3 separate regions of the Mus musculus genome follow, and all the other regions are linked to region 1. Evidence: chromatin loops called from intact Hi-C (ENCODE). Cell type or tissue: left cerebral cortex. All regions are shown on one strand. Links, peaks and the distances in the headings refer to the core of each region. The heading gives the core; the rest is flanking DNA.

Region 1 (10,640 bases), core at 5,000-7,499:
ATACAGACATCTTTGGGGCTCCTGGGTCAATTTGAAGCTCCAGCAGCAGCAGAGGATGTGATGGGGTGGCCATATGGAAGAGCCATGACAGGGAGTTTCTTTCTTTCTGGTTCTGAATGGGGGCTGCTCTTCCCCTCTCTGGGCTCTTGGTAAAAAAGATGGGCAGGTCAAATCTTGGCCTTTACCCTAGGCTGGCCCCACAGCGGCAGAATCTCCACAGGAGCAGGTCTTGTTCCTCCTGCATTGTCAACAGGCAGCAGTCCATCGAGCTCACAGAGCCTAGGATGTTGGCTAGGGAATCTTAGTTGGGTCTCTCTAGGATGCCAGCTTATATTGAGGTACCCCAGAGACAGGACCCAGGCCAGACATCTGCTCAAGTCCTCCATCCAGGCTGTGAGGTCCTGGAGGGTGTAGGAAGAGAGTGGGGGCACAGAGCTGGAGTGCAAGGCCTTCCATTGTGAGTCTCAGCTATTCTGGTCCACACATCCAGAGATCCAGAGTCTGCAAGAGCTATTGTTGTGCTCTAAAATGGTCAGGGCTGTAGGCAGCAGACACCATGTGATATATTTCAGACTAAGGCATGACTACTATATTCCTCAGCTTCAGGTCTCAGCCTCCCCCCCATGTCCTGGAATTAGCTCCTCATCTGCTCAGGGAGAATAATGGGTCGAAATCACGGGTCCCTTCGTGTTCTCCATGGCCACATCTTCATGAAGGTCTCCTACAGTCAAGCTAGGCAGGTTCACATCTTTCTTTCTTTTCTTCCTTTCTTCCCTCTTCCTTTCTTTCTTTCTTTTAAAGATTTATTCATTTTATTTATGAGTACATTTTAGCAGTCTTCAGACACACCAGAAGAGGGCAATCAGATACTATTATAGATGGTTGTGAGCCACCATGTGGTTGCTGGGAATTGAACTCAGGACCTTTGGAACCACTGTGCTATCTCTCCAGCCCCGGTTCACATCTTTCAAGCAGAGACCTTGAGAAAGGACTCTCTTACTCCACGGCAGCATCCCAACTCAGGCCTGCCCCTGGAATGACCCTCAGGCTTGCTGCTCAGAATATCTGCCACAAAACCACTCACAGAATGAAAAAAACAAACCCCAATTTTAAAGAAACGGGGCTGGAAGACCATAGTTGAGATGATACGTCACTTAATTAAGAAGTTAGGTAAATTATACAGATCTACTCATCTTAAAGAATCCTGGTATGTGTCTTCAATAAGGAAGCCGCAGAGAGGAAGGGCAGACAAACTGTCAGATTCTAGGTTTCCTAACAGAACAGCTGACCTGGTTTTGCAACTCAGACTCAATTTAATCGTCTGGTTGAGCAGACAAAAGTACATGGGATTCTTGGATTCCATGACTGGTTGGTTCCTAAAAAGAAAATAAGGTCTGGTCAGCTGGCTCAGGATCTGCAGGCTGGAACTTGTATCTTGACTCAAGACTAGATTCTTAATGGTTCCTCTGCTTCCGAGGCCCACCCAAACCCAGGGACCTGTCAATCAGTAAGAGTGTAGGTCACAGTCTGCTCAGGTAGGTTTATAGCTTGCCCCTGGCCATGGTTAGGGCAGTCCAAGAAGGTTCTGGGTACACCAGTGAGCAGAATGTCCCTTGGGAGGTGACAAATGCTTGGTGAAGAGACAGAGCGAGGTGCTGTGATAACTCCAGGGCTGTCTGGGAGCTCGGGGTTGTTTGAGGTGCTAGAATGTCACATGGGGTGGGGGAGGGAGACTGGCACAGCCTGAGGGCATGTCTTCCCTTTGACTTGGCGTCCCCAAGCAGCAGATGCCGACTGTTCCAAGATTCTGGCTCTTGGCTTGCTTGGAGATGCCAGCTATGCTTGAAACCTGGGAGAGACAAGCCTGGCCCTCGGAGGGGTGGTGAGCAGCAAGATTTTCCTCAGCTTCCCAGATGACCCCAAAGTTTCACCAGGGCTGAGTAGCACTGTCCGAATCACTGAGCCAGTGGGGTGCTCAAGGCCCAGGGTGATAGGCTAGCTGGGGATCAGATGGCCCACTGAACGCTCTGGTGGAACAGAAATGCTCTCCTGCTCTGTGCACCCCCAGGTCAATCTTCAAAGGCCTTGGTTGATCTAGGAAGGCCCATCTGAACCAACATGTCATGTCACTGTTCCCTGTAGCAGAGTGTCCCAGGACATTGGTATCCTGTATGTAGGCAACATGTACCTGTGTGAGCACTGGCTATTCAAAGACACCTTGATGTCCTTGTCTCAGACTTACTGGACTAGTCTTCCCACCAGACTGGTTCACAAGACAAAATAAGATCTTTCTATCCATTGTTCAAATTTCTCTAGCTTTGAGCATGTCTCAAAGCTCAAGGGGCACGGACCTCCACATCTGTTCAAGGACACCTAGCCAGAATGTACCCCATTGTGAACCTAAAGAACTTTTGCTTGGATTAGAACTTCCCTTCCAACGGCATGCCATGGCAGGTTTTCCGTCCCTGTACTGCAGCCAAGCCCAAATCATATTTCATTGGTTTTCAATAATGGTATTGTCAACTTGCCAATACACTCCCGTAATTGGGCCAGCAGGAAGCCTGCAGAGGAGGCTCCTCTGCGCTTGCCTGGAGGCACAGGGGATCTGTGAGAGGCAGGGCTGCATCCAAGCATGCTGCAGGTTCCATCCATCCGATAACACAAGGGGCAGTGACTGTACAAGCTGGGAGCCGCTCACTTCAATGTGATGGACACAGACACAGGGTAGGTCTTTGCTGCTGCTGTTGCTGGCATTTCTTGTGTTCAGTAGCTTAAGTCAAGCTATTTCCTTCCCCCTTCTGCCAGGAAACTGGCACTGACCGTAGCTCCAGATTCTCAGCTTGTGTCCCTCTGCTGAGCTTGCTGCCTGCACACTTTGACTATGTTAATCTAGGCCAGAGACAAATGCTAGTTACAAGGAAAACCACGGTGCTGATGGTTTTCCAAATTCAAAAGTGAGAATTTAAGTCTTTCCCTAGTTTTAGTGCAAAGCTTTTGCTCTCAAGTTCAGTGCTACTCGGCTGAGTGTCTCAAATACAGAGGGGACACACTGGATGCATCCAGGTATTGTGACTGCCATGGGAGGAAAAGTTCCAGGTGTCCTGCTTCCAGGCAGGGTACTGTTGGCTTCTTCTGAAACTTGGCTTGAAACCTGTGAGCCATCACTCTCGCCACATCTCAGTTTCCCCATGAGGCCAGGCATGACCCTCTTCCTCAGCCATCTCTCTGATCACTACTGGTAGACTTTGATAATATCAGGTGTATGGTGGTCCTTCTACCTGAGGCTAATCCACAGACTTACCTGTTCCTAGCTGTCTAGCATGGAAGGGCCCTATAACTTCTTCATTTCTTTGTATTCTGGGATGCAATATACACTTGACAGCTAGAGGCCAAGCCTTTAGGCAACTTCACTAAGGCCAGCATTTCAGATCTCCAAGGTGTCCTGCAGCAAGTTATTAGGCCAACCTGAAGCAACCAATTCATTTATAAAATTCAGGTGCCAGTCATATCACCCTTGAAGAGGTCCTGCCCAGGAAGCTGAGCCCTCACATCTGTGACAGGTGAAATGTACTTCATTCTGCACCCAGTTTTTGAAGGACTCAGTCAGACTTGTGTTCATACCAGGCTGTAATCAAGCCACATCTGTAAAGCAGTGGTTTGTTTTCAAGCTGTGACTTGAGTGGAGAATCCCCATCTGAAAGCACTGGACTCAATTTCAAGTGCAAACACAAAGGATGACTTTGCATCATGGGACACACTTGAAAACACCATCTCTCCTGAACTAGCCACGAGGCAAATACTGATAACTTATCTCCAAAGTAGAAAGGATGCCACCTAGAAATCTGTTAATTACATTGAAGTAAATTGGGACTATGGGAACACAGACATAGTAGAATCAAATCAGGAGGACCAAGCCTGAGAAATACTGAACTCACCAGTCTGAGGAGAGGGTGTGACCTTACCCAGACATCAAAAAGGAGAAGAAAGAGTAAGTACCTTGTGAGGCTGCCAGCCCCGCAACATGGCCCTTCCATCTGGCCACGTGGAGTGACAGTCGAGGAAACAACAGACAGGACTCATGGCTGCTGCAGAGCTTCAGCTCAGCTCTGTTGTTGACATGGCTTGCTAAAGTTGCTATGGGTCTGTCTGTCTATGCATTCATCTGTTTGTCCATCTTGACCTCCCATCCCTTCATTTACCTATTTGTTTGTTGGAGACAGCCCCGTGCTTTGCCTCTGTGCTTCCTTTTAAAATTTGAATGAGGGATTCTTTGGTTTGGAGGCCTAGGTGGTGTGGGGCTGAGGTTAGCTGTCTACTCTGAAACGCCTGACCTGGCTCTGTGGGATTAAGCAGGATTGGCTCAGAGATGGAGGCTGTGGGTATGTCTGCTGCAGGGATCAGGGTCCTGCCAGGCTACTGCTCAGGTGGAAAGATGAACAGATGTTGGGTTATATCCAGATGTGTTGTGCGCACGCAATGGTATATCAGGGCACTTCAAAGTGTTTCAGGCACAAGTTGTGCATGAGGCATAGCTAGGGAAAGTCCAGGCCCTTTGAGCTTCTTCAGGGTCACCAAGTCCCAATGCCTGGCTGTCCTATGGAGTCGTAGTCACCGTGACTACTCAAGGACATGTCCTCCATCCCCGGGATCATCCAGCAGCTCTAGCCCACGCCAACATCATAGTTCCTGAGGTTTTCCTGTTATGTTATTATCTCTGTGATCTGCATGAGGCCTAGGTTTGACTGCGGGTAACAGAGCAATGAGCATTGAGTTGTATAAGGAAGAGTATGCCTATCTCCTGACTAGGAGATAGGACAAAAGTATTAAGTATTTTTAATATATATTATTTAAGATCTAATTTGTTATGATGTGTAAGAATATGTAAATACACACATGCACATAAGACAGACACTAATGGATTGAGGCTGCCGTTCCCAGGAACCCCTCACTTAGCTGTGGCTGAAGGGTCTCAGCCCTGCTGTCTTATTGCTGTGTCCATCAGACACTTTTTTTGTCACTACGATAAAATACTTGAAACAATATCAGGAAGAAAGATGTGATTTGGCTCCTGGTTTCATTCAATCAGGGTGGAGCATCCACCTCACAGCAGAAGGGAGTAGGGAGGAGGTATAACCTTCAAAAGTCTGCCTTCTGTCTCCTACTTCCTCTAGCCAAGCCCCACCTCCTACATTCTCTGCCACCTCTTCAGTTAGTGCTACCAGCTGGGGACCAAACATTCAACACACGAGCCTGTGGGAGACATTTCATATTCAAACTATAGCATCCTGCCTCTGGCTTCGAAGGTCGTGAGCATCTCTGAAGGTAGAATGCACTTAATTATCTCAGTGAGTCTCTCAGGTCTCTCTTAAAAATTCTAACAGTCCTAATTTTCTTCTAAGACTCAAAGCAAAATTTAGCAGTGGACTCTTATAGAAGCCAAAACACAGTATATAACCCCCAGATTGAATAAACATTCCCATTCCAAAAACAGGGGTGAACTGGGGCACACAAAACAGGGACGTAACAATGTAGGACTGAAACCCAGAAGGACAAACAGAATCCTGTAGATCCGGGTCTGGGCTGTACCCTGTCATGTGAGCTCCCAATGACTGAGTTACCTCACCCCTAGGACCCTGTTAGTTGCAGCCAATATGAACTCTCTCTTTGGCTGGATCTGCCTTGCCTTCAGCCTTCCTTGACGTTCTACATTCCTTGCATCTCGAGAGCCCCCTTCGGGTCTCTATTGAGTCTTTAGGCTGCGCACATCATTGTCTCTGGGAATGTTGCAGACTCTGTGACAGATTGTTCGGCTTCTCTGGCTTTCTTTTGAAGTCTGAATGGCGTCTGAGTGCCCAGATGGCTGAAGGCAGGGAAATATTTTTCTAGGTAGCCCTGTGTGAGCAGGTGCCCTGAGCTGTCTTCCCAAAGTCTTTCCAATAGGCTAAAACCTTTCTCTACCCTTGAACATGAGGTGAATGGAGTCTATCCAATCCCTGAGATGCTCGGGACATTTTTCCCATTGTCCTAATGCAGAAGTACTTGGCTTATTTTAAGGTACAAATCTCTTTCACAGCATTATCTTCCTTGACCTCAATTTTAAATATGCTCCCTTTTTGGCCAAACATGGATGGTTTTCAAATATTTTTGTTCTTTTAAATTTTTATTTGATTTTTTAAAATTATGTGTGTGCACACGTGCACATGCATGATATGGGTACCTGCTCTCACTCTTAGAGGCCAGTAGAGGGCTTGGCGTCCCCCCGCCCCCCCCCCCGGAACTTATGAGTGGTAGGTGAGCCGCTTGCCATGGGTGCTGGAGACCACACTCAGGTCCTCTGGAAGAGCAACACACACTCTTAAGCACTCAGGCACTGCTCCAGCATCTCTTCTTGTTCTCCTTTTTCTCAGTTCTTACTATTACACTGACTAAAAGCAGCCACCAATGCCCACATGTGGTAGCTCAGGCCTGCAATCCCAGACCTCTTAGAGGCTGAGGAAGGAGGTCTTCCAGGAGTTCAAGGCCAGCCCAGACGACACAGCAAAGTCCAGTCTCAAGCCTTCTATAGTAAAAACCTGTACTACAGCCAGCTGTCTCTCCGCACATGGACAAGATGGAAACATGTTCCCTTCTAGATAGAATGCGCACACCGTAGTCCCTGTTCCCACCTGAGACCCGAGCACAGCCTTCACTGTGCACACTCCCCTTGGCATTCTGGTCTTTGGAGCTAAGCAGAGTCACCCACAGGCAATGCCACAACACTCTAAGCGTCCTCCAGCCTGCTTCTCCAAATGTTTCCACATTCCTCCCACCAGCCAGTTCCAAAGGCTTAAGAACCACATGGTCAGGTTTAGTCACAGGAACAAACCACTTCTCTGGCACAAAGTTTCTTCATCGCTGTGGAAAATATCTGAGAGAAATAAGGGAAGAAAGACCTATTCTCGTTCAGGGTTTCAGAGGGCTCCTCCATCTGTTATGGTGGGTATGGTAAAGGGTGACATCCCAAGGGATGGTGGCCAGGATGATGCAAGAATCGAGGGCCAGGTATTGTCTTCAAAAGCATATGTCAGTGTACTAGACTTGCACACTCCTCTGGCTTGGCTCTACCTTGTAAAGTTTCCAGCACCTTCTAAAACAATGCTACCAGTCGGGACCAAGAATTCAATGCATAAACCTGCAGGATACATTTCATATGCAAACATTCCACCATTTATTCTATTTCATCTAGAAGTGACATTTACCCTCCTTCTCATCATGTGGTTGCCACACCTCCAGGCATCACCTCTGCTTTCCAGGAAGGAAGAAGAAAGATGAAGAGCAAGAGGAGTGAGCCATCCCCTGTTGCAAGAAAAAGAAAAGCCTTGGTGTTGGTGCTAGAAGCCTCCAGCACCCTGGGAGCCTCCTGGAGCAGAAGCTCTCTGCTCGCCACATTGCAGCTGCAGGGACTTGTGCAGTAAGGACCCCAAACTTGTAGGTGGGAGAATTAGAGGTAAGTGTGAGGGGGCAGTGGGCTCACGGGCTGCTTTGAGCTCTCCAAGGGTGAGCTACAGCTATCTGAGAGACATTTAGATGCTCTCCCATTCCCGGGGCACGATGGCTCATTTGGAGTATAATCACCATCATTCTGTTTATTAAGACATGACTATTGAATGTCTGATTGGCACAGAAGTTTGATTTGTGGTTTTGTCTTTATAAAGGAATGTGCTTTTGCTTTTTTGTTTGTTTTGTTTTGTTTTTGTGATCTGTCTGGCTACTAACGCTGCAAGGTATATATATATGATGGGGCAGTAAACTGGATCATGCCTTGTTGAGGAGTGCTTATGGAGGTGCTGAAAAAGAACAATCTTTAAAAAAGATTATCACAGACTTGGGACTGTCACACACAGACTCTGGTGTGAGTGATGGACACAGGGGCTCTGTCACACATAGACCCTGTCACATATAGACTCTGGTGTGAGGAATGGACATGGGACTGTCAGACTCTGGTGTGAGGGATGGACACACAGCACTGTCACAGACAGACTCTGGTGTGAGGGATGGACACAGGGCTCTGTCACAGACAGACTCTGGTATGAGGGATGGACACAGGGCTCTGTCACACAGACCCTGTCACACATAAACCCTGGTGTGAGTCACTGGGGAGTCTTGGGCTATGCACACTTCCCTCCTCAGGAGTCTGGGTTTCCACTCAGTTGTCCCCAGCATATGGCCTGTCAGGCAGGGTCATTGTAAGAGAGCCTATTAAAGCTGGCTAGCCTTCCTCCTCTATATCCCTTCTGTGGTCACTTCTGATTCCCACCCAAGGCCAGCCATCAGGCCCTGCACACAGCAATAGCATGTGACCCTTGAGAGGCACTGCACAAAATGATTGCTATGATCTTGTTCATGGTGTGGAGTCACCAGAGCTGGGAGGCCTGCCTCGTCTGTCATTGGGATTCTGGGGTGCAGAGAATTGCAATGGGGTCAGGCTGCACCAGAGTCTGTCATGGCACTGTATCTACCAGGAATGCTCTATCACAAGTCAAAAACAGTTCCCTCCTCCTGATGACGGGACTTCCTGACCCTCTGGTCTCATGGCTGGAGAAACCTGAAGTGACAATGTGTTAAGAGATTCTCCAAAGTCCATTGGCCCCAGAATCCAGGAAGGAGCCATCATAACACTGTGTGGAGAGGGAAGTGTGCCCAACTAATGAGCTTCAGGGTCAGTTCACAAAAGGATAGAGGGAGGTATTTCTAAAATGAAATTCTTCCCAAAGAATTGAAGGAAGGAAAGACAGGAGAGAGTCATGGGGAAAGAGACCATTGCTAAGGATCATGGGCAGAAGAGAGAGGTGCCCCAATCGAGACCCAAGGAGACAGCAAGCAGTGGGCCAGCAAAGGGAGCCACTGGCCACGGCTCCAATCACCAAGCTGGCAATGGCTCTGTTCACAGTTCAAAGCTGGAGTTTATCAACCAGGCACTCAGGTTGGCAAAACCTGGGCAGTGAATGAGATAAGGGACTGCTGACACTCTAGTTCTCATTCAGAATGCCAAGTGCAAGGTCACAACTGGGCAGCTACCCAGACTCTGCATGAGACACAAAGTCCTCTGTCCATGCTTACAGTGTCTGTGTGACAGTCCCGAGCTCACTCCTCACATTATTGTCTGTGTATGATAGAGTCTCATGTCTATCCCTCACAGAGTCTGTGTATGACAAAGCCCCATGCCCTTCCCTTACATGGTGTGTATTGTGTGGTGTGTGTATGTGTGTGTGTGTGTGTGTGTGTGTGTGTGTGTGTGGTGAGAGAGAGAGAGAGAGGGAGGGAGAGAGAGAGAGAGAGAGAGAGAGAGAGAGAGAGAGAGAACTTCATGTCCATGCCTCACACAAGGGTTTGTATATCATAAAGGCCCACAATCTTTTTAAGAATAGATTATTCTCTGTACATACCTTGGAAATAACCAACAGATCTCTAATTGGACTTATAATCCAGTCAACAAGAGGGAAGTCATGCCTGTACTGGAAACCTGACTACTCAATACTAGTGAAGTCACAGTTATTGGAGAAGAATCTACACATACTACTTCAATAAACCAGCATAGTCCCAACAACAATCTATAAACACTTCTTATAACCACAGATAAGTGTAGTCCTCAACGCTCATCAAAGAAACTTCTCTTTGCAAGAGACAGAGAACCAGTACAGAAAACTACAACCAATCAAAATGTAGAGTTGTGGAGCCCAGTACTGATGGATACATCTACAAAACACTACCATACCTAAGGCTCAGGGCCCATTATGGCAGAGGGAGTGGGAAGACTAAGATTTCTATGGGATTGTGTCTCCTAAGATTGTAAGATTGCTGTGGGGTTGTGACTCCTAAGGATGTCAAAGCTAGATTCATCAGTGTGACTGCAGAAACGTGAGCTGAATGATGGCGATACCAATGGACATGCCAAAATGGACAAGGAAAGCCCAGGGGGCCTCAACCCTACACAAAAGACTACAGGCAACCAAGGAAAGCTGGGAGTGGAGAGGGGGTCCTACCCAGGGAAGAGCACACTAATGGCTGTCCAGAGCCAAGTGGTCAGCCCTGAAAACATGCATACAGGTAACACATATGATCTGAACAGGTAATACTTAGAAACATATGTATATACATATATGTATACAATAAGAACTAATAAAATAAGAGGCCCTGAATTTGAAGGAGAGCCGAGAGGAATATATGGGAAGGTGTGGAAGTGGGGGCGGAGGAAGAATGTTGTAATTACATTATAATCTCAAATTTTAAAAGTTAAAATCTTGTTTATTTTCAAACTCCCACTTCTGTGTTTGCTAGGCCCCGGCATAGTCTCACAAGAGACAGCTACATCTGGGTCCTTTCGATAAAATCTTGCTAGTGTATGCAATGGTGTCAGCGTTTGGATGCTGGTTATGGGGTGGATCCCTGGATATGGAAGTCTCTACATGGACCATCCTTTCATCTCAGCTCCAAACTTTGTCTCTGTAACTCCTTCCAAGGGTGTTTTGTTCCCACTTCTAAGGAGGGGCATAGTGTCCACACTTCAGTCTTCATTTTTCTTGAGTTTCATGTGTTTAGGAAATTGTATCTTATATCTTGGGTATCCTAGGTTTTGGGCTAATATCCACTTATCAGTGAGT
Region 2 (10,640 bases), core at 4,565-7,064, 65 kb after region 1:
GCTTTATCTTTTGAGGGAAGCAAATCATGTCCTATGTGCACTGAGCATTTGAACAGTACAGGGACCGCTGGAACATGTGCTGACATAGCTTTTGCATAGCTCACCCCCCAGTTAACTGCCTCCTTCAAGAGTGGTTAGCTCCTGATATTAGAATTTCCCTGCATGGAGGGGTATAGACATGGTGGACTTAATATCCCACTCTGTCCCACTGATAGTAGCTCCTTTGCTCAAGATGGCCTCCTTGCTATCTTTATTCTTGCATCTCAGAACCTCCTGAGGGCCCTACTTGATGAAGGGCTGTGTGAATGGAGGCTTAGTGGTATTTGAACAAAAAGGTCTCCAGGTTTTTTTCAAGTCTTCATTATCATGAAGCAAAAGGTGTGAAGATTTTCAATTTTCTTTTTAATCAAGATGGCATCCTCTGAGGAATACCTGCCAGGTCATCCTGAAGAACGCTTGACAGTCCCAAGTCCTGGGGAGACTTAATTAATCCTGTGAAAACACAACAGGGATGGCAGCAACAGAGCGTATGCGCAAGGACAGCCGCCCACCCTAGTTTAGTGTTCCTTCAGCAGCACAGCACATGCGCAAGGGTAGCGGTCCACTCTAAGCAACTCTGCGTGGTAATAGGAATGTTTTCGTCTCCAGCTGCCATGAGTCCCATCTGTGGTTTCTGTCCTTCAGACCTTTCCCCCTGATTTGGCCTTTGCTCTCGTTCCCTGCCCCAGTAGACCCCATGACCCTCCATCCCAGAATCTCTCCCTCCCCCTCCCTCCCAGGCCTACTCTCCCCTTCACTGCAACTTCTCTCTCAAGGCTGGAAATTACCTCCCCTAGGGTCACCTCTAAAACCCAGAACACTGTCTAGCATTCTCACGGGGACCAAGACAGAACTCAGACTGAGCATAGACCAGAGTATAGGGGGCGGGGGCATGATTCCAAGAGAGGTGAACGTTTGTGAGTTAAGTGGATCCCAGGTGCTCACTGGCAGGAAGAGCTGTGGTAGTGTATTGGGAAGGATGCCAGGGCAGAGCTGGGCATCAAGCCAGGTGAAGCCAGAACCACCATAGAAGCTGCCGGCATTTGATGGCATCTTCATTCCCACTCGCAGCTTCTTTGGACATCAAACAAGACCTCGTGTGCTACCCAGGAAGATCACAGATCCTTGACAACCAAGAGAGGAAAAGCCATATCTTCCAGCATACATCTAGAGCCTGGTGGTCTGCCCAGCAGGGGCCCAAGCCCTCACCTCTGGGTGACTGAGGTTCCCTCAGCCCCAGCAATATGTAACATAGAGGTCAGCCAAGCCATAGGTCCTCTCCACTGGGGGCTGTCATTCGGTGCTCTGAGAGATGAGACAGGGACAGCTGAAGACAAGGCAGGCCTAGAGTGGTTGCATAATTGCTCCTCAAGCTCTGTACTTGACTGAACAGTGTCAAAGGTCATTCCTGTGTCATCTATGGGACCTGAGAGCGTGACATTATCTGCAAATAGGGTCAGTGCAGATATAATCAGCTGAGAAGATGTCACTGGCCTAGGGTAACCCTTACCTCCTTTTAAGAGGAAGCAAGTCTGTTTACAGATAGACACATATAAGAGTTGGGAGGATGCTGCCTCAAGCTAAGAACACTGAGGATCCCGGAAAAGCCCCAGAATGACCCTTCTCTGGAACCCTGTGACAGCTTGTTCCAGACTCCCGGCTTCCAGGACCATGAAATAATAAATCTGGGTTGTTTCAAGCCAACTCTCTGATAAGTTGTAGCAACCCTAAAAACAAACACAAATGTCTGGGTTGCAACCACCAGCATAGCGAACAGGAGTTAGGTCTGAGGTGCATTGTGAGCCCAGGGGCTTCCTGAGGGGCACGCTAGGAGGATCCAGCCAGGTGGAAGGTGGCATGAAGTGTGGACACAGAGAAATCAAGGCAGCAAACTGGACAACCCCCAAAAAGTAAAGATGTAAAGACACATGGGAAGAATGAGGAAAGAGGAATCAGGGGTGTGGGGTGTTTATGTCTTAGTCATCTACAGCTGTATAATAATGACCTTCAACTTGGGATCATAAAACAACACACTATACTCCCAGCACAGCTCAGTGTGGTACCACTCAGGCTCAGTCAGTCTAGAATCCAGGCACTGCCTAAAGCTGGAGCCAACACAAGGCTCCATGGGGGACGGTTCACTTTTAAGCTCATTCAAAAGGCGATCCTTGCTGGCCACTGGATAGGCCATTGGTTCCTTTACACATGCATCTTTATATAGGGTGATTCACTCGTAGCCACTAGAGAGTGGTTCAGAGGAGGGGAGGGTCAGCAGGTGAACAGGCGGGCCAGTGAGAGAGAGAAGAAGCAAGGAAGAGAGAGGCAGAGAGGCTAAGATACCCCCAGGAGTAAGTCAGCTTTCCCAGGTGGATTATACAAGTACATAGAATACCACAGGTACGGTCAGAGGCAGGCTCTGGGGGAGAAGACCCACCCTGGGACCCTTCCAAGAACAAGGGACATTTCTTATACAGAAGTTTCTTATATGGAAAGGGGAGAAACGAGGACACGCACAGAGTGGGGGAAAAACAATCAATGCAGATCTGTCTGCAATCTTACAGTTCCAGTCAATATTTTATGGATCCTGTTTTGTGCGGTTCCCACTGGTGCAAACAACTCTCCATAAATCTCTGTCCGGGCTTCCCGCAAGACGGTCAGCATTTCCAACCTCAGGCTTAGCAGGGACAGGTCACAACCCCTCAGGTCTGTTGTAGGCACTGTCCACAAGAGCAGAGGACTGTACTTTCAAGGTGACAAGATCACCTGCTTTGGGACACTAGAAAGGGGCTCCCTTCCATCTTGCAGGGCTCCTCTGGAGCTGCAGGTGGCACTACAGAAGGTCAGGCAGACGCTGTACCCTTTCCAGTGTGAACCCCTTTCCAAAGGGGCTTCGTTGTATATGAGCTTTCCTTTCCACAGTCCTTGTGTTTCCTGTGTGCTCTTATGAGCATTGGCACACACCCAATCTTCCCCTGTGTACATGAACCTCATCACCCCACACCTAGGTCCCCCACTCTGTGTTCTGGAGCTCGTTAAAACAGCATGAAGACCACATGGGAAACAGTTTTGGAAAGAGCCTGACTCAATCTGAACCCTGAATAAACCTTGGCCACACAGCCTTAGAAGATAGGATGTAGCAGTATTTCCCAGTCACGCAGAGCCATGGGTGAGTGCCTCAAGATGTTCACTGCTCTGTTATTTATGATGCTGGTGGAGGTAAAAACACCTGTGAGCATTTCAAAAATTGTCCTCCCCCCCCATAATGAAAACAGTCAAAAGGGCAAAATAGACTTAAATGCCACTCTCAGAAAACACACCGTCACATGTGTAGATTACTCTGCCCAACCAATATGATAAGTATTCCTTTCAAGTGACCATTTGAACAGAGACAGACCATATGCTGAACCTTAAAGCAAGGCATCAACTTTAAAAGATGTAAGCAATGAGGGCATGCACCCCGACAAAATGGAGTTAAATTTAGACTTCTCAGGAACCTGGAAATATACACGTATTTGGAAATTGAATAGCACTCTTAAATAACCAATCATTTAAAGAAGAAATCAAAAGGGAGATGGAAAGTGGAATGAGGTCTAACCTGTCCACATGTGCCTTTGGGTGGTGGGTGTGCAGGCTCTGCTAAGTAGGGCCTTTCAGCACAGAACACCTGATGCAGGAAGAAAGAGCAATTGCAGGCTGATGGCCCCGTCTCCTACATTAAGTGACCAGAAAAAGATTAAGTGAGCCCAGTGTAAATAGAAAAGGGGGGAAACCAGGATCACACTGGAAATCAATGAGCTTGAAAACAAAAAATAGAGGGAAAAAATCCATAAAGGCAAACACTGGTTCTTAGAGCAGATCAATAAAAGTGATGAATCTCCAGTCAGACGTATCAGGAAAAAAGGGAGAAGACACAAATTATCAATATGAGGAATGGGGAGGTGTCACCATGACAGATTCCACAGATATCCGAGGATAATAAGGGACCACCATGGCCAACTTCATGCTAATGAATCTGACGCCTTATATGACATAGATAAATTCTTTGCAATTACCGAAGTTGCTCAAGGCAAACATGCATTTGAGTGACCGCTCGTTCATTAAATGGATTGAACTTATAGCAAAAAGCTTTTTTTTTTTTTTAAACAATAAGACTCAAGTCCAATAGCTACACTGAGGAACTCAGCCAAATGTGCAGAAAAAATATAATATTTTTCTACATAACTTTTCCAGATGACCAAAGGGGAGGAGACAGCTCCCAGCTCACCCTGTGAAGGCAACATCACCCCAATCCCAAAGCCGAGGTTGCACTAAGGAAACCACCCACTTCTGTCTCTCCTGCACATGGCTGCCAAAACCATGAGCCAAATTTTTAGCAAATTGGACCAAATCCTATGTAAAAATAACTCATGATGACCTAATATGGTTTGTCACACTATTGTAGGTTAGTATAACATTTGAAAATTTAACTGCAAAAGAAAATGAACAAATCATATGTTTATATCAACAAATGTTAATAATATATTTAGTAAAACCCAGTTTTCATGATCAATAAAAATTCTGAGGAAGCTAGTAAGACTCAACCTTATTGGGGAATTTATTTAAAAGAAACTCCAGTTTCCATTAGGCTTCATGGTTGAGAACCAAATGTTTCCTCCCTAAGATCAGCAGAAAAGAAGGGTGCCTGTCTTTCTGTCCAGCAGCACACTGGTGACACTAGCCAGTGCAATAGGTCAAGAAAAGAAAACTAATTTCATTATCTAGACAGGCAGGGCAGTGAGACCACAAAAGAGTAAGTAGAACAAATAGTGAAGTCTAACAAAGTTGTGGGCTGGAAGACCACGCTATTAAGATGGACACTGTCTGCTTCCTTTGCAAGTGTGCACTCGAACATGGCCTGGCCTAGTCTGTGCTGTGTTGCCTTTCCCTGAAGTAGCTACATACACAGTTACCTGAGTCGCCTTTGACCTCTTAAAGCTGTAGGGAGAAGGGAGCACTTTTACCACTTCTTTGGACAGCTCCCACCTATCTCTAGCTACAGCCTCAGTCTGTGCTCAGGGTGGCGCTCCAGTGATGTCACTCCAGCTCCAATGGTGTCGCCCCAGTGTCTGAACTGAAAGCATAGTTCTAGAGTGCCACTGTATGCAGCTATGATGCAGAGGGCCAGTCGTGCTTCCTGCCATAGTGCAGGATCCAGAAGCACAGCTCTTCTTCCCACACACTCATCGTCTCCTGAGGATAACAGATCAGAAGTAGGGCAGGAGATATGGAAAGGGTGGATCTATCATCTTCTTAGATGCTACTGATCTTTTTTTTTAAAGTAGAAAATGTTAATAAATCAGAGAGTAACTATGACTTAGCTTCAAACTCCAAGCATTAGTAAGAAACAAATAAACAAAATTAAGCAAAACACTTTCCACACTCAGGTTAAAAATCTATTCCCTGCTTCTTTCTAGGGGTGATGGGTAATGAACCCAGGGCCTCACACACAGTAGCTAGTTCTCTCTCTCTCTCTCTCTCTCTCTCTCTCTCTCTCTCTCTCTCTCTCTCTCTCTCTCTCTCTCTCTGTGTGTGTGTGTGTGTGTGTGTGTGTGTGAGAGAGAGAGAGAGAGAGAGAGAGATTGAGAGAGAGAGTGCACATGACTGTAGGTGCCCATTAAGTTCAGAGGCTTCAGAGTCCCTGGATCTAGCATTACAGATCACTGTGTACTACCTGATGTGAGTGCTGGGAACTGAACTCAAATCCTCTGTAAGAGCAGTATGTGGTCTTAAACTGTTGAGCCATCTCTCCAGCCACTCTTTCCCTAAGTTTTTTTTTTTTTTAAACTCCCAGGGAATGCCCAAATCAGATCTTAAATATTTTTCACATTTATTTTGTGTGAAATTTCACATTTATTTTGAGCATCTGCATATATATAAATTCCTTGAGGCTCTTGTAGAGGTCAGAGAGCAACTGGCAGGAGTCGGTTCTCTTCTTGTACCATGTGGGTCCCTGTAATTAAACTCAGGTCATCAGCCTTGGTGGCAAGCACCTATACCCCCTGAGCCATCTCATAGACCCCAGATAGACTCTTAAAGCACTGTTTAAAGCTACAAATATAGGGACAGGAGTTCATTTACATAAAATAAATTATACATGCACAGAAGAATATCTTGGCAAGGTTCATGTGGTTTTCCAGACAAGGATGGGGTTGAAGAGGACTTCCATTTTTTTTATTACATACTCCCATAAAGTTTGAATGTCTCAAATGAAGCATTTGTTACATTTACAGTCACCGAGTAATCAATTTTTTCCCCTCTAAAGAGAAAAAAATCTCCAGTTGTTAAATGAAGTAAGGAAGAAAGTGTAATTATTCTTGACCTTCCAAACACCCCAAGGAAGCAACCATATGAATAAGATGAGAAACAGAAGACTAGGGACTGGAGAAATGGCTCACTGGTTAAGAACACTAGTTGTTCTTCTAGAGGACCCAGGTTTGATTCCAAGCACCTACATGGTGGTTTATAATTTTTTGTATCTCGAGTTCCAGACCATTCAATGTCCTCTTCTGGTCACTGTGGGTACCAGAGATGCACATGGTGCAAAGATGCAGGCAAAACAGCCATACACATAATGTTTTTAAGTAGAAGATACCTTGTATATCAAGAATCTTCATCAGTCTCAGAATGTTTGAAATGCACATATTAAAACCCTCACCTTGGTATATCTAACTTGCCCTTGGTAACCATGGTCACATGGTTCCAGTCAGGAGTAACAAATATATACATGGTAGAGACGAGCTTAGGATAGAGGGAAGCCCAACCTCGTCCATGGGAGCCCAGGAGGGAAATGTGGATTGCAGTGGCAAAGAAGAATGTCCTTCTGCCCTGCCTGTTGATGGAAGCTCTTCTTGTTGGGGAGGCTAACCCAGGAAGCAGTGAGTGACAGGTAGCAGAGAGTGCTGTGTGAGACTCTGGGAAGTTTGTCAGCCAGGGCATATCCATCAAAGGTGTGTGACCTTGGAAGCCTCTTGGGCCAGCAGCTGATCACTGTCCCAGAGGGTCAGGATCTGGCTGCTGGGTCTGATGGCTCATGTCCCCGAGCTTTGCAGAACTCAGAGAAGTCATATGAAGCCATGGGCCCTGCCTCACCTAATTACTCTCAAAATCCCAATCAGGACAATGGTAGCAGGAAACCCGCACTAGCATAAACGGAGCCTGGGGGAGGTAGAACTGCCTTCAGGACATGCTATAAACAAAAGAGGATGTGAAGTTACTGGCCAAAAATACCTTTGTCACCTATCTACATAGTAATGTATCAAACAAACAAACAAATCCACATGTTCTGGTGCCTGTAATATTAGCATGTGGGAGGCTGAGGCAGGATAATCAGGAGTTCAAAGCCTGCCTGGGGTACTTAGTGACAGTATGTTCGAAAATCCAAAGGCTGGAGTATAAGTCTTATGCAAGGTCCTGGGTTCACACAAACAGTCCTGTTTGAATCTATGAGCACCTCCCACTACTTCTAAAAGGAAATTTAAATTCTTCAATCTGGGGCTGGAGAGATGGCTCAGCGGTTAAAAGCACTGACTGCTCTTCCGAAGGTCCTGAGTTCAAATTCCAGCAACCACATGGTGGCTCACAACCATCTGTAATGAGATCTGACGCCCTCTTCTGATGCATCTGAAGAAAGCTACAGTGTACCTACATATAATAATAAATAAATAAATCTTTTAAAAAAATTCTTCAGTCTGCTACCATACCCAATCCTTTAGCACCTTGAATATTCCTCCCCACTGTGTGTGGTAGAAGCCTCAGATTGCTTCTAGGAGCTTGTACAAGGTTCAGTGCAGCACAGGGGATAAGATGTCACCCCGATTGTGTGATATGTAAGGCTCAGGTCTCTACCCACTGGAGCCAGAGACCTACTTGCTGGCTGTAAAGTCCACAGCCACAGGGCAATCTTGTCACCAACCTACACAGCTTTATGGATTCAGAGATTGCTCCCTCTTAGTGATTTGACCTGGGCCCCCGTGAGCATGGGACCCAGAAGCCTGTGTGACCCCGGTGCAAGACAGGGCTATCCAGAAATAACTGTTAGCTAAATGAGAACAGACCACTGCTTCATACAAGATCTGGTTGACAGCATAATTTGCTTCCTGCGATTTAAATAAAGCAGGATGGGATTTAACATAGCTGGATTTGGTGGCCAGATTCAGGGGTGCACCAGCCAAGCCCAGGCCAGCCACCCAAATAAAGTTTGATCCCTATTGAGTCTTTAATCTTGAATCCAAACTGAGTTAATGAAAATGTGTTAACCACAGATACACTTTTTAAAACTATATAATTAACTTAGTTATATAAACAACTGCTTCCTTGGCTCTCAAAATCAAATTCTCAGCTGACTCAATACTGTTGACATAATAAAATGCTGAAATGCATCTCAACTTCATAAACAGTCTTGAAATCACATTCTAACCACGTTCCACTTACGACTGAAGAAAATCAGACATTTGGCGTTTTTGGAAAATCTCTATAATCCCCCTGCAGTTCAGCTCAGAGCAGAAGGAAGATACATGACCCTGGTAACACACTCACCCCAGAGACTGTCCTTCAAGCCGTTTTTCCTGAGGTTGTGTGGGCAGAGTAGCCCCGTTAAGAACTTAGACACAGGCTTGGGGGAAGCTTGGCTCTCTTCCTGTCCAAGGGCTTCAATGGGAGAGACGACTCAGTTGAATTCTGGCTCCTTATCTGGCCATCACATCCAAGTTCCGCTTTCCTAGACCTCAGAGACACTGTGGAACTTATCACCCAACTGACTAATACATGTTTGAAAGTGAAGAACGGGTCTTAGTAACCAGGCTGGCCTACAGCCTGCAGCTCTGCCCATGGAGGACAGAGGTATACACACCTTCCATAGGCCAATAGAGAGATCCATATTGCTGGAGTCTCTGCTTCATTCCCATGTCCCTGCTACAACTGTGTTAGGAGCAGCCCTGCATAGGGACTGATCTCACTAGTGGGGCAGAGGTAGGATTGAGTGTATTGAGCATGGGTGCTCCCTCTATTGAGTGTATTGAGCATGGGTGCTCCCTCTTCCAGGTCCCCAGCACCTCCTGCATCCCAGTCCCCCACCGTGGAACATAGAACATAGCAGCCAAGGGCTGGAAGCTGGCTCCTCTCTGGAAGAGATAGGGCCCTCCCTGTTCCCAGGCCTTTATGTCTCATGGGGTGAAGAAATGCAGAGAGAGGCTAGAAATAGCCTTTGGACCCATGAATAGCTGTGCCTTCCTTCTATTCTGATTAAGTTCTTATCCCCAGGCCCAGGAGATGGGAACTCTGCAGGGTAATTAGGTTGTGAGGAGGAGCTTCGGGGATGGCATTAGGCCCTTACACAGTTGACTCCAAACCTCTGCCTTGTCCCTCCCACCACATGAGAAAGTGATGAGGACTTGGTCTAGGGTCAGCAAGGAGGCTCTGACTGTGAACCAGGAAGCCAGTCCTTCCTTTTTCTGGGTCTTGTACTTGCTGGATCCGGCACTATGAGAAATGAATTTCTACTATTTTTACCCATTTTTTTTTCTATTTTTGTGACTTACCCTGAACTAAGACCCTAGGAGGTGGGTGAGAGGAAGAGTGACTTTGCAATCCCAAGAGACTCTGCTGTGTGCTTGTGGGCCTTTTTTTTTTGTACTTCTGTGCCTCTTAAATGGTCTCCTGTGATGCCAGAACCCAGATAGAGCCCTAATTTTTCTTGTGCCCTATTGCCTCATATTGGTTGATGTCTGGAAGGTGCTCACTTACTGTTTACCAAGTCCCAGGGCTCCATGTGCTTCACCACAACCATACTGGCCCCGCAGAATAGTGTCATGCTTAGTAGGTCAGGCTCCAAGAGGTGCGGTAAGACAACCAAGGTTGGACCACCTGTGGTTGGTTCATCGCATCAAGCATAGCTTCTGTGACACCCCCACTGTGCCAGAGACCCTGGGTCCCATGCCCACCTGAGATCTTATAGCCTGAGCTATACCTATGAACTCATCCTGGAAGCTACCTAAGGGTGGACCAGGCCTGCTGGTTGGGAACCCCCACATCCCTGTGGTTTATATGCCCCAAGGGGCTGCTCCTGATGTGATGAGTCTCAGCTTCTGAGAAGATCAGGAGCAGCCCTGGTGCTGTGCTCTGGGCTCACAGCCGGGATGGGGTCAGTGGAGGATGTCTGTGGGGCGGGGCTAACCAAGGCTGCTCCCTCTGACCCATTCCCCAGGTCTTCCTCACACCCCAGCCCCAGAGCTCTTGTGGAACATTTGAGTCTGCGTCAATCTCTTTCTCCTGCTGCACTTGACCCGCATTGGTCTGCTTGAGGTCTGGCATTCCCTCACTTGAAGAGTTGTTGTTTCTCCTTCCTCAGGCAGGGCTGGCACCTACTGCATGAGGGTACTGGGGCACTCTGAGGTGTATATGCAGAACTCAGTTTCACCTCAAGTATGTGTGCACATGGGGACAGCCTGGGGATCAACGTGCTCCATTTCAGTGTCTTGCACGGGGTAACCATGACCCTGAGATGATTAAAAATATGCCCCTCAGGCCCAGGATGTTCTAGGTACTTGGAAGTAGCAGACTGTCAC
Region 3 (10,640 bases), core at 3,729-6,228, 51 kb after region 1:
CCCACTGTCCTCTCCGGTTTCCATCTCTCCTCCACATTTTGATTAGGTCAGTGAAGACTCAGGATCCACCAGATGCTCTTTGAGCCGGGGTGGAGGGAGGGTGGGGAGGGGTTTGGGGGGGGTGCAGCTTCTGGTGGCTTCTGAATGGAAATGCCCCGGCGGGAACTATTTTTAGATGGTGATGCTGGGGCTGAAGGGGGGACTTGCAGCTGCAGCCTCTTTGTGTAAAACGGGGTATCACGGGGGGGCAGAAGACATCCGTGGAATACTCACCCAGCTGGGATCTAGCAACAAGAATCCATTTGGGGCACAAGGTAGCACTCTGGGAAGTAAATGCTTAAGAGCCAAGAAGGAGCCGGGAAATTGATCACAGATCCAAACTGGGCCTGAAATCGATCACAGATACAAACACTGCCTGCTTCCCAAACAGGAGTGAGATTTTTGGATCCCAGTTGAGCAATCCTAGATTGGGGTTCTCTGCCTTCCCTAAATATCAGACTCTAGACTGTGGACCCCACAGGCTCACCTAGACTTACTCATGGGCTGTAGTCTGGAATTCTCTGATGTAGAAGCTGCACAGTAACATCTGTCCCCTACCTATTCCCCAGGCAAGCCCCTGACTCCCAGCTGGTAATATACGGGACTACTCAGGTCTGCAGGCAGAGGAACAGGAGCCGCCTCGTTAGGCAGGGTGGATGGCTATGTACTGTGGCATATGTTTAGAGGACAGAAGGGAAAGTCTTTGAAGAAGGACACGGGGCCTTTCTGCTCTATGTGGCCAAGCTCTGTGCCATCAGCTATGTGGGGTCCAGTGTAGGCAGGACCAGAAAGGCAAGGGCATCTTCGCTCATATGGTACCAGACCCACAATGTCCATCTGAGTGTCACAGTGACTGGGGGATCACAGATCAACCCCTTCTTCTTCTGGGCTTAGAAGGGGTAGGATCCCTAAGTTTGAAGCCTAGCAGGCCTCCAGTGGCTTTAGGGATGTGTAGGTATCAGCTGCCTGTCCAGGTAAAGTGGTAAAAGGAAATTGGATGCACTGGCATCCAATGGGTACTCTTTGGCAATGATGCCTTTGAAGATGGCACAGAGACCAATGGACTGACTTCAGAATGAGAGGAGAGAACCTCCCTATCCCCTCACGTGATGCCCTCAATGGCAGTGACTCCGGAGAGTGTAACCCACAGCACTCTGAGGTAGTCTAGGAACTCTCAAAAAGGAAGGCATGGGGGCTGGGATGGAATACAACTGGTACATCCTCATGTGCAGCTTCCTTTGAATGCCCAGACTGTTGAAGCCTGAAATACACAAGGGACAAACACACATGCTTATGTATAAATTATAGATGTAAATTACATCTTGTGTTATGTATCAATTGTTTGTGAATTATACATACATAATTTATACATAAATTATGCACCATATTTATATAAATACATAAAATACTTTATTCATATTTATGTCTCATGTATTTAGATATTAATATACTCCTGCCTTTCAGCTTTCTATTTTCATTTAATAATTGATGCTGAAATTCTTCCCATGTAGGACATAGGGATCTATCTAATTCTCTCCGATGGCTGCTTCCCAGGCCGTTCCGAGGAACGTCTATCACTAATTCATCCACTCCATCCACTTTTGATGTGGGTTTGGTTCACAGACAGCTTTTGACTGGCTCTAAAATGGCTTCAATGGATGCGTGTTTTCTTCCTTTTTACCCTTAAATATATGAATTTCATAGACGTCTTAACTTTGAACCATCCTTGAATTCTCTGGATGAGTAAGGCAGGACTTAGATTTTCAGCATCTCAGTAAATCTCAGATCCTAATACTCTATTTAAGATATGTTCATCACAAGGCTGTGGTTTCCCTTTTCTGTAAGTGCTTGATAGGTTTAAGTAGAAAGTGACCTCAGCTGCAAAAGGAAGTCTGTATCCGAAGAAGGCGTGTGCGTTTAGCCTGTACACAGTGTGTGCAGATGGAGGAACTGAAACTCACACCTACAAGTGCTGACGTTACAGCTACAGTAGGCATGCTATGTTTTACACCTGTGTCATAATGTGATTGATAATTTATAGACAAATCAATAGATATCCATATACAGGGCCTAAGAAAAATGTTGAGACCGCATGGATTCAGCACACAAGCCCATGTTTGTAAATATTTCCTTGATGTGTAAATGATATACTTTTGTACATGGTATATATATATATATATATATATATATATATAGTCATTAGTTTTAAAGTGTTCATATGCTGAATTCCCAAATTGCTCTTAAATCTACTTACTCTATTAAGGATTGAGAAATGCCTTTTACTTTATTGGAATGTTGTGGGGTTTCTAGGAATACCTTCTAATTGTTTACCTGTTACTCCCAGTGGGCTGGAGAAACTTCAGCAGGTGAGCTTACTGAGAGAAGTGGGAGTTTTCAACTCCAGGGTAAGAGCCTGGAGAATGAGCTTGCTTAGAGAACTGTGTATGGGGTGGGGCACAAGCCCAGAGGCATGGAGCATGGGGGTTTCCAATGGGCTTTCTGTGAGTCAAGATCCACAGATACCACCCCAGAGCCCAGTCAGATGACATACTGAGTCCTGGGAAGCCTAGGGCTCAACCACACTTGCGTTTGCTTTCCCAGTACCAACTCTAAAGGAGAGGAGACATCAGAACTTCACCTCGGTTCCAGAGGCTGCTTAATTATTAAAGACAGTTCCATTATCCATAATCAAATTATTGTGTGCAGTCAGAAGAGGAGATTGTCACATAGAATTGTGGCTTAGATCTCTAAGTGGTACATGGAAGCACATCCCAGAGAGGGGACGAACGACCCAGAGAGAGTAGGGGAGCATCCTCAGAGGGAAGGAGGCTCTGGTCATCCATCTCTTGCAGTCTTTTCTCCAAGAAGAAGCTGGAAGAGCAGAGCAGTACAGAGGATTGGCTGTGCCTGTGTGGATGAGAGGAGCAGAGCAGTGAGGTTGATTAGCTGTGCCTGTGTGGGTGGAGGAGCAGAGCACTGAGGTGGATTAGCTGTGCCTGTGTGGGTGGAGGAGCAGAGCACTGAGGTGGATTAGCTGTGCCTGTGTGGATGAGAGGAGCAGAGCACTGAGGTGGATTAGCTGTGCCTGTGTGGATGAGAGGAGCAGAGCACTGAGGTGGATTAGCTGTGCCTGTGTGGATGAGAGGAGCAGAGCACTGAGGTGGATTAGCTGTGCCTGTGTGGGTGGAGGAGCAGAGCACTGAGGTGGATTAGCTCTGCCTGTGTGGATGAGAGGAGCAGAGCACTGAGGTGGATTAGCTGTGCCTGTGTGGATGAGAGGAGCAGAGCAGTGAGGTTGATTAGCTGTGCCTGTGTGGGTGGAGGAGCAGAGCACTGAGGTGGATTAGCTCTGCCTGTGTGGATGAGAGGAGCAGAGCACTGAGGTGGATTAGCTCTGCCTGTGTGTGTGTGAGGGGCAGGTTTTGACTCCTGACCTCCACTGTCTCCAGCTCTGGAATCCAGAGAACTGAGTTTTTCAAAGTCCTGGGTGGGTGCTCTATTGAGCATGTATCACAGGCTTACCATTGGCAGCCAGTGGCAAACAAGAGAATGGGGTTTTCTCCTGGCACAGGAGAGGTGCCAGGACAGAGGACATGACAGGAGCCATGGGGCTTTCCAGTGGGCAGGCCACAGTGTGGAACACTATCATGTCACAACTCATCCCTGACTTCCATGAAGAACAGGTATACACCTCACTTCCATCTCTGCCCAGGCTCTGTCCTCCTACCTTTTGGGACTTAAGGTCGAGATGGACTCTGTACTGGGGCTCTGAGAGCTGATCCAGGCAGACCAAAGAAATGGGCTGCGGGAGCAGGACAAAGAAGTAGGTTCTGTGGTTAATTAAGATTATGTTGGCTCTGTAGCATGGGATGAGAAAGGTGTCAAACTGGAGGTTTCTGCCTGAGTTATTGCCAATTTTAATTTTTATGTAATTAACAGCTGTGCGCTGTGTAGTTAATAAGATTCCCCGATGAGGTCTCTGCCTGATGCCTCCTCCCCCCGCCCCCAAAACTCCCTTCACTATTTCTGTTTTCCTGTTGGCTCATGAATCCTCTAATATTTCAGTGTGTCATCAGTCAGTAGACCAACAGCTGTCCTTGAGCTCTGCCACTTTACAGAGGTCACATGTGTGAACCCTGGAGAGGGACATTCTGGGTAACACTCTGGGCTTATGCACCTGGGTGTTCCATGTGTCTGTCATCTTGGTTACCAAGGTGCTGGGTGTCCTGTCCCTCCTCTGCAGGATCTCGAGGTTCTCTCTGGGGACTCTCTCCCTGTCCTCTGAGGCTCCCAGCACAAAGTGAGGCTCAGTGAGTGTGCCCAGGGAGGTTCCTCTCAGCTTTGGGGACAGCTGGACACAGCTGTCAGCTAGTCATGGGTCCCTACACATTGTGGCTCTGGGTCTCTGCCCTCTTTATCACACGGGCCTCTCCATAGGGTGTAAGGTGTCATCTGAGGTTTAGAACAAGAGATGACAAACAGAAGAAGCAAGAACAGCCCAAGGGCAATGCTGTCTCCCAGAACCCTATCTGTTAGCGGTCAATTCTGCTGCTTCCTGCTTCAGTGAGAATTAGGACTCTGGGGCCAGCCACATTCAACAGACAGGAAGCAGCTCCACTTGTTGGGCAGTGCCTCAAAGATTATGGAACTCTTTCCAAGCCACCCCCGCAGCTTCTGCTGACCACACTTCCCAGAAGAAGTAGGAGGTGAGAGGACCATTCTCAATTCAATCTGGACTCCGCATCAATCAGTTACTTTTCTCATAGTTATTGACCAAAATACCCAACTAAAGGCCACTTAGAAAGGAAGGAAGCTTCTCCACAGACAACTGAGAGACTCCTCCGCGATCGCCAACCCAGTCACCAATGGAGATGAACCACCACCTATATGAGGAAGCGGCAGCAAAACCACACCAAATGCATGCTGGGAGTGGGAGGCAGCACACTGCTTAGCAAAGCAATGTGAACTAAAGGCGCAGCAATCACATGAGCGTGGTGTACAGGGCCATAGGCAGGCGTGAAAGTAGACAGAGGTGGGGATGACACTTTTTAGGATGAAAGTCCGTTTCTATTTTGGAAAAGTTCCTGTGCTCATGGTGCCCTTGATGGTAAGGGACGGGCCTCCCATCCCTCTGCAAAACTAAAGCTAGGGGGACTTGGGAAGCGGCCGTTAGGATCAAAAGCCACCTGCCCAGACCTGGTTCCAATGGCCTTATTCTTTTGTGTGTGTGCTGGTTGTTGGGGAGGCGTGAGTCTCTCCTGTGGGGAGAGCAGTGCTGGCCAGGGTGGAAGGTCTTGGTGTCTGGAGACAAAGACTTGGGTTGTCAATGAATGTGACCATCTCTGCCCCTACTCAGTAGGGAGCATGGGGCCATGCAAACCCTGCCTGTGTACCTGGGACTAGGCAGGGCTCACATAGCTACCCACAGGGTCCCTGGAAGACTTGATTTACCCAGAATCTCTAGATGCTAAGGAGAGGCTGATCACCATGTGACCGAGTAGGGTCTCCGTGGGACAAAAGCAGGGCAGCCCAGGCAAACAACAGCTCTCCATATAGCTGGCCACTCACTCAAGGTCTGTACCAGCTCCTGTTCAACTGTCCCATGAGGCATCAGACAGCAAAACAGGCAGTGGTGGGGGGATGAGGTCTGCAAGGTAGCCTTAGATCTAAGCCACAGCTGTATTACTAGCTATGCATGCCCCCTTCTTCCAGATAAACTACCCAGAAAACTTTGTAGAGGTATGGGACAAAGGGGATGGCCTGTGACGATGAAGCAGGAGTGGGGTAAGGAGTAAGCATAAAAGTGAGGGTCTCCAGGCTGGAGGGCTAGGATACATGCTGAAGCACCCCTACTCACACCAAGGACACCTATGGACCACGGTTCTCTTGTGGGAGCCTGCACGGTTGGAGATGGAGATCTGTGTAGATTTGAGCTGACTCTTGGGGCCCAGTAAGGGGCTGTCTAAGTCTGTCTGTAAGAGATATGGGGACATGGCATAGGCATAGACATAGGGACCTGACATCACTGCCTAGGTGCCTGAGAGACGCCAGGGTAAAGGGAAAGTATTGGCTCAGAACCCTCAAGACCAAGTTCTCAGACCAAGATCTCAGAACAAAGGAAGTTATTTGCTCCAAAGGGACAGAGAGCAAGGATGAGGGACAAAGATAGGAGATAAGGGAAGATAAGAGGGGGAAGGGAACAAGGGAGAGGGGAGAAAAGGAACCAGGGAGAAGGGGAAGGGATATTTGTCCTGGAGGAAAAAGGATTGCCTCTGGGTAGAGGAGACATGGCAAACAGAAAAATGTCAGTTTATAAAGGTGAAAGAGGAAACTATGTGTTAGGATAAGTGTTTAATTTTGATTGAGCATGTTAATTAGGTGAGCTAAAGAGGGCTTTTGATTGCTGGACGTCAATACTTTGATATGGCAGTTCTTTAGCAAATCATAAAGAATGGTGGGGAAGTACAAAGCTTGCAAGAGCCATGCTCACCATGCTCAAGTTGGCCAGACTCTCTTTGCAGGGTTCATAGAGTTCCCAGTGGACAGTTCAAATTGTGGTACGGCTGTTCTGAGCACCCTTGGTCTCCATACATAGAGGTCAGCTCACCTCCCCCAGTGTGACAATCAAATAATCTGTGCACGGCCAGAAATTGAAAGTCATGTCTTTAACTGAGCACAGCCATCCTGACTGTCATGAAAGTCATTGCTCTCAGAGGCTGGGGATGAGCAGGTGGGTCCCCAGGACTGCCAGGCAATAAGTGAACTGGCGCCTTCAGCAGACATGTTAGTGCCGTGCTGGGAAGACCCTATTCTTCACTTACCCCAACAACATCCAGTCATGGCTGGCTCCTAGTTGTGGTGGATACAGAACAGAAAAAGGCCAGGAGCAGAAAGCAAGCCAGGTCTCAAGAAGCTGAGTGGAGCAAGCAGATGCAGCATCTACCCACCATGTGAGGCTACAAAGAGAGTCATGGCTGGGGCTTGCTTCAGCACTTGGCTTTAGATATGGCAGGCTGGGTTGGCCTGTTTGAAAGCCACAGACAGGCTTCTGTTAACACACTGACTGGCATCCTTGGGACTACCCACTCAGGACTTAAGGGTATAGAGAACATATCCCAGGTCTGTCCTTCCATGGTTTAGAGTCTGTGAGTCTTAAATCCAGGAGGCTAATAGTGCTGCCTCCCCTAGCCTCTGGCCCCAGGCTCCCTTGGCTTTGGCCGAATTGCTCCAGCCTGCCTCTGTCAACACATGGTCTTTTCCCCTCCCTCTCTTATATGGATGCCTGCACTGGAGTCAGGACCTGCTCTAAACCCAAGACAATGTCATCTTGACATCCTCAACTACACTCCATTACTAAGTAAGGTCTTGTTTCCAATCCAGGACTCCATCTGCTCTTAGAGTTTCTGATGTACTTTGCCTTCCCAGCTTCAGAAGACAGCGTCCTGCCAGTAGAGTGGCTAGGCGTGTGTGTGTGTGTGTGTGTATGTGTGTGTGTGTGTGTGTGTATGTGGTGTCACAGCTTGAGAGTAGGGACAGGACACACTCTGCAATCTTGTTCTGTCCAAGCCATTCTTTCCTCCGTCTGAGACATTTACAATACAGAAAACCAGAGTGGAAGTAAGCAGCTTCCAGAATTCACCGAATCCAATAAGACAGCAGAAAGAACTTACTGGAAACCTTGCATCTTCACTATGGCTATCTGAGAGCTCCCAGACCAAGCGCTGAACGCTGATCTCACCCCCAACTCTCACAATCCAATCTTAATTAAATCCACACCACACAGACTTTATGATTTCCCAGCAGAAGGTGTTGAAACACATTCCTTTCCTTATTTTAATCAAATGTCGAAAGTCTTGGTGAATGAGCTGGTAGAGAGAACTTCTGAAGAAGAAGCAGCCACTCCCTGATCCAGGAAAGAGGTGGGGTGCTCGCAAAGACTGACTCCTCCTGTGGCCTACGGGTCCATCACAAGCAAACTGTAAGGAATTTCAAGTCTGGTAAAGCCAAAGGCTATATAGAGAGTGCAGCTCAAAACCCAGAACCAGAAATGCAGGAGATATGTGGGTGTTCTACAGCAGACATGTCCACAGAGAACAGGCAAGTCACAGAGAGATGAGCAGTCCACGGGGAACCTGGGATCTATAGATAGCGTGGTTATTGTTATGCTTAGCCCACAGCCATTTTGCTGCCTGCTGCACACACCTTTGTCCTGTGTACGGCTCTTCTCCCTTTTCCTTTGCCTAATTCTTGCTGGGCCATGAGCTCTTGAAAAGCATTCTATGCTTTCCAAAAAATCCTGGGCTATGACATTGAATGCAGCATCCGGGCAGTGTGGACAGCAGTTTCTACCCCCACAGAAGCTGTGCCTTCCTTCCATTACTCTAAGACCCAGAAGCCAACAGCAGGCTTTGTCCCAGCACTAAGCCACACTCAGCAGAATGGGCTTGTGAGTGAGTGGGAGGGTGCTTCAATGAGTAAGAGTCCTGATTGGGCCACCCAAGGACTCCACCACCCTAAAGACTCTGATGTGGCTGTTACCCAAGTGTTAGCCCATCAACCCCTTGGCTGTAAGCAACCCTGACCACTGCAGCAACTGTTCTTAAGGTCTCAATGTTTCTGCTCAAAGCTTATCAGATTTTCTTAGAAATGGCTATTCTCATTCAAACCAGAAATGTTAAGAGCAGAAGTTCTCAACCTTTAGGTTCCGACCCCTTTGGAAATTAGATGACCCTTTCACAGAGGTCACCGTAGACCATCTGTATACCAGATATTTGCATTACCATTTGCGACAGTAGCAAAGTAACAGTTATGAAGTAGCAATGTAAATAAATTGTATGGCTAGGGGGGCCACCATAACATGAGGAACTGTATTTAAGTGGTCACATCTGGAAACTTGAGAACCACTGGTTTAGAGGTTGATAATCAACCCCAGAGTGACATGAGGTCTTGGTGTGAGTCTTTAAGACCCCATAACTCTTATAGTTTGCAAAGTGAATATCACACAGACACTACTGTGTTCTGCTACCAGTTTGAGAAACAGCTGTGCTCTCTTGAAGCACCTTGGCTGAAGCCGCCCCTGAGTGTCTGTATGATTGAGTCTGAGGAACACCTGTATGGGCAGTGGATCCTGGTGGCGTTCTCTTTTCAAATGAAAGCCTTAGTTTTATACCCTGGAACCTTCCATGGGTAAAATTTTACCCTCTAGATGCCCATCCCATTATCCCAGTAGTATCCCTTTAAGGATGCCAGTCTTCTGACAGCCAATATGTCCACAGCTTGAAGTATGTTCACACCCCTTTTTTAGTTGGGCAATGCATTATTTCCTTCTGCACTTCTTCTGGCTCTTGTTTTTCCACTGTAAACTTGACTAAAACTGACCAGGAATAACCACGTGTTAGCCCAGATGCTCGGCTGTCTTGAAATGTTCTCTGCCAAATTTAACTACTCCATTGTTTTTGGATTCAGCCTCATTCAAATGTTTAATGTGTTGGCAAAATGTAGGCAGATTCTTTGCCACATAAACCACACGTAGCCTCGAACCCAGCTCATGATAGCTGTTCTCACTTAAAGCTTCATGAGAAGACCCTTAATGTCTGCCTTTCTATCAAGATCCTGGCCTTCCAGATTCCTGTCAGAATCACCCAGCAATCTTGGATTACAGCATGGCTTCCCCAACCCACATCTCCAAACTCTCCCACAAACCAGTTCCAAAAGCCCGAGCATCACACCGTGGGGTGAAGTCACAGCAACAGCCTGTCTTGTCTGGAGCCAGTTCTCCATACTGGTTTTTGTCTGATCTCTGTGACAAAATGCCCACTGGGAACAACTTGAGGGAGGGAGGACTGGGGTCCTCATGATCTCAGGAGGTCTCAGTTCAGGGCCCAGCTCTCTGTAAGTAGTGCAGGAAAGGCCTCATGGGGAAATAGTTAAGCTGCTCACAATGAGAACAGAAGCTGGGAATAAAGGAAAAGTGGGGTTCAAAATGTAAAAGTCTGGAGTCCAGAGGAAGATGAGTAAGAGAAGTTTTAGTTGGGTACGAGATTATGCAGCTAATTGGATAAGGGGGCAGGGAACAGGGTTGGTCAGAGAACACAGGTCTACTCTCCGTCCCCACTCCCCTACCCTTGCCGCCTTTAGGAAAATGCACCACACACTGTTTCCATTCATATATCCTTGCTACTAATGTGGATTATGATAGCCAACTGTGAAACAAGTGGGGATGGCTTCTGAGACTTCCATTTACTTCAGGACAGAAACCCCACACCCTCTCCTAGACAAGGAAGTAACCAAGAAGGATTGCTGCTACATCTCAGTGGTGATGATAGGGTTAACTCTCTGCCCTGGTAAAACTACAAGGTGATCAGGTAGCAGTGAGAACAAAGAGAACATAGTCTAATTAGCAGATGTCCAGACACCTGCAAGGCAGGTAGGAGAAACACTGGGTAGGGCTAACAGCTTGCAGACAGTCAGGGTCGGAGATGAGCTGGGGAAGATGGGAGGAGCTTCAACCACTCCTCAGTGTGTGGGCAGAACAAGTACAGCACAGTCATTGCTCTGGTCAGGCCCAGGGGATGTGCAGAGTGCGTGGGCCAGCCACTGTT

The links. Hi-C counts contacts between places; a loop is a spot of excess contacts. Peaks named below come from ENCODE experiments on the same cell type or tissue, not always from the same donor. Only the 100,000 strongest peaks of a DNase experiment are listed, where the experiment ranks them.
Region 2: it touches region 1 in a loop (2.1-fold over the local background); 2 of 42 quality-filtered maps call a loop at or near these places.
Region 3: it touches region 1 in a loop (4-fold over the local background); 2 of 42 quality-filtered maps call a loop at or near these places.

Annotation. Positions count from the first base shown.
Region 1 is chr1:92,722,711-92,733,350 of GRCm38, reverse strand. Gm29483 (predicted gene 29483) reads left to right here and starts at 2,608. Exons shown (of 4, transcript NR_166120.1): 1 at 2,608-2,724; 2 at 7,293-7,486. In left cerebral cortex, for the core only: a CTCF peak has its summit at 6,217 (motif pointing right); DNase peaks (open chromatin) are centred at 5,188, 5,840 and 6,809; H3K27ac peaks cover 1,244 bases.
Region 2 is chr1:92,657,709-92,668,348 of GRCm38, reverse strand. No RefSeq gene overlaps it. Among named protein-coding and RNA genes, the nearest start is that of Otos, 14 kb to the right of the region's middle. In left cerebral cortex, for the core only: no CTCF peak of the experiment used is centred there; no DNase peak of the experiment used is centred there.
Region 3 is chr1:92,670,308-92,680,947 of GRCm38, reverse strand. No RefSeq gene overlaps it. Among named protein-coding and RNA genes, the nearest start is that of Otos, 27 kb to the right of the region's middle. In left cerebral cortex, for the core only: no CTCF peak of the experiment used is centred there; a DNase peak (open chromatin) is centred at 4,800.